2 separate regions of the Homo sapiens genome follow, and region 1 is linked to region 2. The links are chromatin contacts, found by Hi-C or POLR2A ChIA-PET in ENCODE. All regions are on one chromosome and are shown on one strand. Each heading gives the region's core, a stretch centred on a gene start or an enhancer-like site at or near the end of the contact. The rest is flanking DNA. Distances are from core to core; before and after follow the strand shown.

Region 1 (3,477 bases), core at 31-2,530, 1.9 Mb after region 2:
GCTGTTAAACAAAATGTTATGCAGCATATGACTGTACATGCATACTAGAGAGGTTCTACAGGGAGTCTGAGGCTTAAGATATTTTTACTGAATTCGCTGAGGGTGGTGACGCACACCTATAAGTCCCAGCTACTCGAGAGGCTGAGGTGGGAGGATTGCTTGAACCTAGGAGTTCCAGGCTGCAGTGAGTTGTTATTGCGGCACTGTAATCTAGCCTGGGTGACAGAGTGAGACCGTCTCAAAAAAAAAAAGATATTTTTACTGGAGTAAAAATTGATATTTCTAAGGAGGTTAAGAGTTCTAAAAAGTTTGCATTTCTAAATATTTAAAACTCTGCCCAAGAAATTTAGACTAATAACACTTTTCATAAAAAAAAAAAAGATTTGCTGAGCAAAGTAAATTTCTCATGTATTGTGGAATGTCTCAAGTATAGAGATTTATTGTCCTAGTAGCTCACAACTTAGTTAACAGATTTTTTTTGTCTGAAGTTTATTGTTGGAAGTATCATCTTCCTCCCTTAAGGAGAGTACATTTAGTGGGGGAGGAAATTATCAGTACATTTGTTGTGGCTTTTGGTTGATCAAGTTTGAATGTTTTCAAAACAGGAAATCCAGAGACTCTGCAAGGATTCCTGCCTGTGCGTTAGTTTCCTAGGCTGTTTTTCAGCTTGATGTATGTACTTGATATTAAAATTAAATGAGTAATTTCAGAAGTTCTCTTTAGATGTGATAACCCATCATTAGTGAGGGAAAAAGATTGGCTACTAATAAACATGTTGGGAAAGATAAATGAAGTAACCATGCCAAAAAAAAGTCAAACTGTAACAAAGGCATAATTAAGAAAGCAAAACATTCATTGTAGCTAGTCTTCTCAGAGAGACAATAAATGACAGAACTAGTGTCTGATGCTGTAATAGGACAGTAAACATTTGTGATAGCTCTTATAAATATTTTCTACTTTACATGTGGACTAATCTTTTTTTTCCTGGTAAATCTAACCCTTCACAATTGGACCCTGCAGTACTATAAAATCTTAAACGGATATACATCCAGACATATACACCCCAGTTTATATAAAAAACCAAAACCATCGCCTTGTAATACTGACAACATTCGGAATGTCAGAGTAAAAGGAGGTATCACAGCCTCATGGTGAATACAGCCCATTGATTCTCTACATCTACAAGTAGCAAAGGGCATTGCTGGGTTAACTGGTTTCTAAACTTGGAACACTGATGTGAAAAGTTCTACGAGACTGCTGACAAGAACTCACACACCACTTGGAGCCACGGAAAGACTGCTGATTGCCACAGTAGGGGCCCTGATTGCAGTAACAGATGCAGATGAGCCTAGCTCCTATAGCTCCACTTATTCTTTTTAATGTTATCTTAAAAATTCCTACCAAAACAAAACAGAACAAAAACCATGGCAGCTCTGGCTGTGGAAGCCCTGTGGTTGCTTTTTGACCTGGCATCTTTTAGTGCAAATACTAACTTAATAAATATTTAATAATAACCATCGTGACTCACTGGGAGTGCAGCCTGTAGGGCTCAGGAGGTCTGTTGCTAATCCCAACCAGCATGATTTACGGGAAGTAAATCATCTATGACATGCCCAAAGAGAATAAAAGTACATACAGGATGCTTCTACTTAGGGCTTTTTTGGTAGAGAAAGAAATAAACAAGTTAAAAAGAGACAACATTTTTTTCTTGACTTAAAGACTATGTAACTTAAAGGGGGAGGGAGGTCCTCCAAATCCCCACAAAGTCAAACCAAACCAAATTACCCAAGCTTAGCTGCGCAATCGGAGTGTAACCACATCAAGCGAGCTGCAAAACATCACTTAAACTGGAGCTCTGACTTATTGTTCTCTTACTGCCCTAGAGCAATTTTGTTTTGAAGAGCACAGAACACCCTGTTCTGAATGTGGCTGGCACATGAACTCGATGTGCTGACAGCAATTTGTACTCCGATTAAAATAGGGGGGAAAAAAGGAAAGAGAGTGCACAGCAGTAACAAAAATGAAATGCAAGAACCCCTAAACCATGCAATTTGTATTTTAGGAAGCAAAACTGAGAAAGAGGCTCCATAACTTAAAAAACAAAAAACAAAAAGCTGTAAATGCTCCAGCCTAAAGACATTAGCTCTGGTAAGTGTCTATTTTTCCCTTTTCTAATTATAGTAGTTGGTGTCTGATAGCTTTGCACTCATTCTCAAAACAATTACTGGGTCATGAGGATCTGAATGGGAATGTTGTAATGGCATTACTACTCGACAAGACTGGTTATCTGGCCAGAGAAAACCAGGTTGTGACAGGTTACTCCCACTGAGCAAGAGTTTTCTCTGTTGCCTAATTCATGCCAAGTGAGCTTCTTTCTGCCTGTGTCTCCTGCCTAATAGAGCACAGTATCCAAGAGAGTAGGATCTTAATAACCCCCTGAAAAAGCAAGCAGAGATGGCTTTCTAAAAGCAGGAGAACAAGAGAAATACTTCCAACACGCATGGTGGTCAGATTTCCCCTAAGCTGTCCGCCTTCCTCCTCTGCACTGTTTTGTACTACTTAGGATGAACACACACCACTGTAAGATTGCTTACAGAACTGACGGACAGATGCTAACAGGCGTGGAACCTGGCTCCTGGAACTGAATAACATTTATGCAAATGATTTCTTTTGGTTGATCAAGTTTGAATGTTTTCAAAACAGGAAATCTAAACAAGAAGTATACACCCAGCAACAAATTCTCCATGAACACCAACCCTTACCAGTCTTCCCTTCACACCACTATAGCACTTGAGTTAGACCTGGATTCCAGTCCCATTCTGCCACTTCAATTATGACTTTGGGCAAGGTAATTAAAGTGATCTGAAGCTCAGTTTCTTCACTGATAGAATGTGGATAATACACTAGCTAAATGATAATTGTTGAGAGGATTAAATTAGATACTGAATTAGAGCTTTTAATCTAGCACCTGATATTCATTCATTCATTCATTCATATGTCAGGGTGTCTATCATGTGAAAATGCTGTTGTTAAGTGTGGATATACAGAGACAAACTAAAGGAATGTTAGCTATAATTATTTTCCTGTGCCTAGTGGTAAATTATACCAGATTAAACATGTTTTAGAGCTCTGTGTAAGAAAACATTTACTGGTTCAACACAGAAAGCTGTCAAAGTATGAATAAAATTCTTAGTAGGCAAAGGCAGTATCTTGTACTTCTTTTGTGCCTCACAGTACCCAGCACAGAGTTCAGGGCCAGCAAGTAAATATTTATTTAATGACTAATCTTAAAATAGGGCATTAAGGACAGGGTGGTAATTTTCACTAATTTATACAAATTTTCCTTTTTGAATCTATTAGTATTCCTATTTTAATAAATTCTAGGAAGCTATACAAATTTTATATTGATATGGAAACTTTGTTTTTTAATACTATTCTAAAATAAATGGCCAATTGGCTGGAATTTTTTTTTTTTTT
Region 2 (3,459 bases), core at 671-3,170:
CCATGTTCCTTCTGTAACAAGTCTTGGCCAAGTTTCACAAGTCATTTCTTCAGACTGTGTGTATATGCATCTCATTATCTCATTTCATTTCTGGTCTCTTGCCCGAGCCCCAGGCTCAAATATAGCACTGCCTACTTGACATTGCCACTTGGAAATCAGTGTACTTGGCATCTCAGGTTTAACCTGCTTAACACCGAACTCGAGATATTCTTCCTACACTTCACCTATTCCTACCTCAGTAAATGGCACCATCTTAGACCTAGATGCCCAGGCCAAAAAATATCTAGGTGCTATCTTTGGTTCCTCTCTTTTCCTTTATCCCACATCCCATATATCAGCAAGTCCTGCTGACTCAACCTGCGCATAACCTGAATCCAACCACTTCCATCTTCTGTGCTGCCGTCCTCATCCAACCCCCCACCATCTGTCGCTTATAGTACCATAATCGGCTTCTCTCCAGCCTCTTTTTTTGTTATTGCCCCCTATAGCCCACTCACCACATACAACCAGAATAGTCTTTTAAAAAGTAAATTAGGGCACATCAGTCCCCTCACTAAACATCCCCAGTGACTTCTCACTGGCCTTATAATGAGGTCTAAAGCTAATCAGAACAGATAATATCCTACTGTGCCTGGCTCCGGACCTTCACCTTAGCAAACTCCACCTTACTTACTACCCTGCAGCCATTCTGGCTTTCTTTCTGTCCTCAAACATGTCAATCTGCCTCCTGCCTCTGGACATGTGCAGTGTCTGGAATGTCCTTCCCGCCAAGTGTACATGGCTGGCTCATCCTCTTGCCTTAGGTCTCACCTATGTGTCATCTCCTCAGAAAGGCCCCACTAATAACATTACCCTTTTATCACGCTACCCTATTTTCTATCGATCACAGTACTTATCTGTCTTACGTACACTTACCTGCTTATTGTGTCCTGAACTACAATGTAAAACTTCATGCGGGCAGGACTTCACCTGTTTAACACTGCTGTTTCCCTAGCACCGTTCCAGGCATATGGTAGGTGCTCAATAAATACGAGCTATATGAATGAATGAATCCCAGAGCTGCAGCGCCAACCTGGAGGAAAGCAAGAACATAGGCCTACTACTCACACACAGCTGCGTGAGCTGAGGACCCAAACCTGCTGCACAGGCTTACAGGGGCTCAGGAAGAACGCAAACGCTTAGCGGGGACCTGCAGAGTTAACTGGGGATTAGCTCAGTCAATACACAACACTGCGAAATAATGAGGTAATGCTACCGTGACAAGGAAGCAAAAAGCTGAGGCTGTCACCAGCTGCCACTGGTGGTGTGGGTCTCAACTCTCTCTGCACCTTGAATCACCTGGAGAGCTTTTAAAACTCTGAGGTCAAGACCCCACCCCTAGAGATTCTGCATTTGAAGTTTTTGTTTGTTTTTTGATTTGTAGAGACGGAGTCCCACTATGTTGCCCAGGAGGTCATCCTGGGCTCAAGCGATCCTCCCGCCTCGGCCTCTCAAAGAGTGCTGGAATTATAGGTGTGAACCGCCGCACCCGGCCCATCTGGAGTTTAAAAAAAGCTTCTTCGGCAATTCCAAGGTGCAGCCGGGGGAGAGCGCTGAATACAACGGGCGTCGCTATCAGTAGCTCCCTGGGGGAAAAAGGGGGTCCGCGCTCACGTGCTGCCTGGAAAGAGGGCGCGCGCATGCGCAGATCCCCCTGCTAGCGCGCTCGTTGGCCCCGCCCCTGCCTCGTCCTTTCCTCCCCTCGTCCCAGCCGCCTCCCCGCCGGTCACCTGGGTATTCTCTCCCTCCCGAAAGGCCTGTGCTACCCGCTGTCGCAGGTAAGCGCCCAAGTCCCGGCCCCGTTTGGTCTCGTCCACTGGCCATTCCTCACAGAGCTTAAGAAAACGCCGGTACCGGCTGGCCGCCATCTTGGGCCCCGCGTGTTCCCGCCTTAGCGGGAGGAGTCGGCGCCGACGAATGGCGCTTGCGCACTAAGCCTCGCCGCCTGCCTTAGGAGTGGAGCGGGAGGCCGGAGTGGGCATGCGCGACTTTGTAGGCGCACCGCTACTCTCCGTGTAGGGGCGCTGCTCGCCTTTCTCTGCAAGCCGAGCTAATTCAGTCTTCGTCCTCCTGGAACCGGCCCAGCTCCCAGGGGCAAGGCGGACGTGGAGTACCCCAGAGACAGCTTTGCGTCTCTTTTTCAATGACTGCACAAGCTTGAGACTAAAAAACCCTCCCCCGAGGCCTCCGCTGTTTTGCATAAACCAATATATTTGCATGTAAATACAGGTTACTGGATGAAAATATGTTTGAACGTTGTTCGTGGGTGCCCCCGTACCTGTCACTATCCCTTGGTACTCGGCCTCAATTCCTTCTTTAGTGCTTCCTAGTTCTTGTTCTTCTCTGCCCAGTCCCTGTTAGTATCCCTTCTGTTCCCCCCTTCCTACCCCTCATAAGCCAGACATTTTTCTCTGGGAGGCGCAGGTTTTCTAGCATGAGCAATGCCAACTGTGTTGATTCAGACTAGAAAAACTTTTTTTTTCTTTACAATTTATTATTTTGTATTGTGGTAAAATACACATAACAAAATTTACTATCTTAACCATTTTTTTTAGACAAGGTCTTGCTATGTGGCCCATGCTGGTCTCAAACTCCTGGGCTCAAGTGATCCTCCCACCTTGGCCTCCCAAAGTGCTGGGATTACAGGTGTGAGCCACCACACCTGGCCTTAACCTTTTATTTATTTATTTATTTATTTTGAGATGGAGTCTTGCTCTGTGGCTCTGTCGCCCAGGCTGGTGTTCAGTGAATGGCGCAACCTCCGCCTCCCGGGTTCAAGTGATTCTCCTGCCTCAGCCTCCCAAGTAGCTGGGACTACAGGCGCCCGCCATCATGCCTGGCTATGTTTTGTATTTTTAGTAGGGACAGGGTTTTACCATGTTGGCCAGGCTGATCTCGAACTCCTGACCTCAGGCGATCCACCTGCCTCGGCCTCCCAAAATGCTGGGATTACAGGCGTGAGCCACGGTGCCCAGCCAGCCATTTTTAAGTGTACAGTTCATGGGTATGAAATAGCACTGAATAATGTTGTGCAGCCATCGCACCATCTCCGTAACTCTTGTAAAACTGAAACTCCATACTCATTAAACAATAAATCCCCATTTCCCCCTCTCCCCCCAGCCCCTGGCAACGACCATTCTATTTTGTCTGTATGATTTTGACTACTCTAGGTACCTCATGTAAGTGGAATCCTGCAGTATTTTTGCAACTGGCTTATTTTGCTTAGCATAATATTTTCACTTCAAGGTTCATTCATTTTGTAGCATATGTCAGAATTTCCTTCCTTTTTAAGGCTGAGTAATATTCCGTTGCATGTATATACCACATTTTGTTTACACATCCATTGATAGACACTTAGGTTGCCTCCATGTTTTAGCTCTTGTGAATAATGCTGCTATGAACATGGATGTACAGACATCT

What was found. Hi-C counts contacts between places; a loop is a spot of excess contacts on that map. ChIA-PET counts read pairs that join two places held with the same protein, here RNA polymerase II (POLR2A). Pooled maps may share reads with other maps.
Region 1: a loop to region 2 is called in a pooled map, with 2.5 times the contacts of the local background. The contact joins the enhancer-like site here to the promoter of UQCC2 in region 2. A Hi-C loop is called at or near these places in 1 of 50 pooled maps. POLR2A ChIA-PET finds 5 or more read pairs at or near these places in 2 of 52 experiments (activated T-cell and naive thymus-derived CD8-positive, alpha-beta T cell).

Annotation. Positions count from the first base shown.
Region 1 is chr6:35,600,176-35,603,652 of GRCh38, forward strand. All of the region lies in intron 5 of FKBP5 (FKBP prolyl isomerase 5), which reads right to left. Among named protein-coding and RNA genes, the nearest start is that of LINC03135, 58 kb to the left of the region's middle. RefSeq lists an enhancer at 1,017-1,522 and a silencer at 2,197-2,491. Within about 2 kb of position 1,281, at least 31 of the 41 ENCODE cell types and tissues checked have a DNase peak (open chromatin) inside an H3K27ac peak, as active enhancers do.
Region 2 is chr6:33,709,780-33,713,238 of GRCh38, forward strand. It overlaps UQCC2 (ubiquinol-cytochrome c reductase complex assembly factor 2), which reads right to left and starts at 1,921. Exons shown (of 4, transcript NM_032340.4): 1 at 1,770-1,921. The coding sequence starts at 1,907. LOC124901304 (a long non-coding RNA gene) reads right to left here and starts at 1,670. Exons shown (of 3, transcript XR_007059548.1): 1 at 1,529-1,670; 2 at 916-1,072. RefSeq lists enhancers at 517-1,414, 1,441-1,490.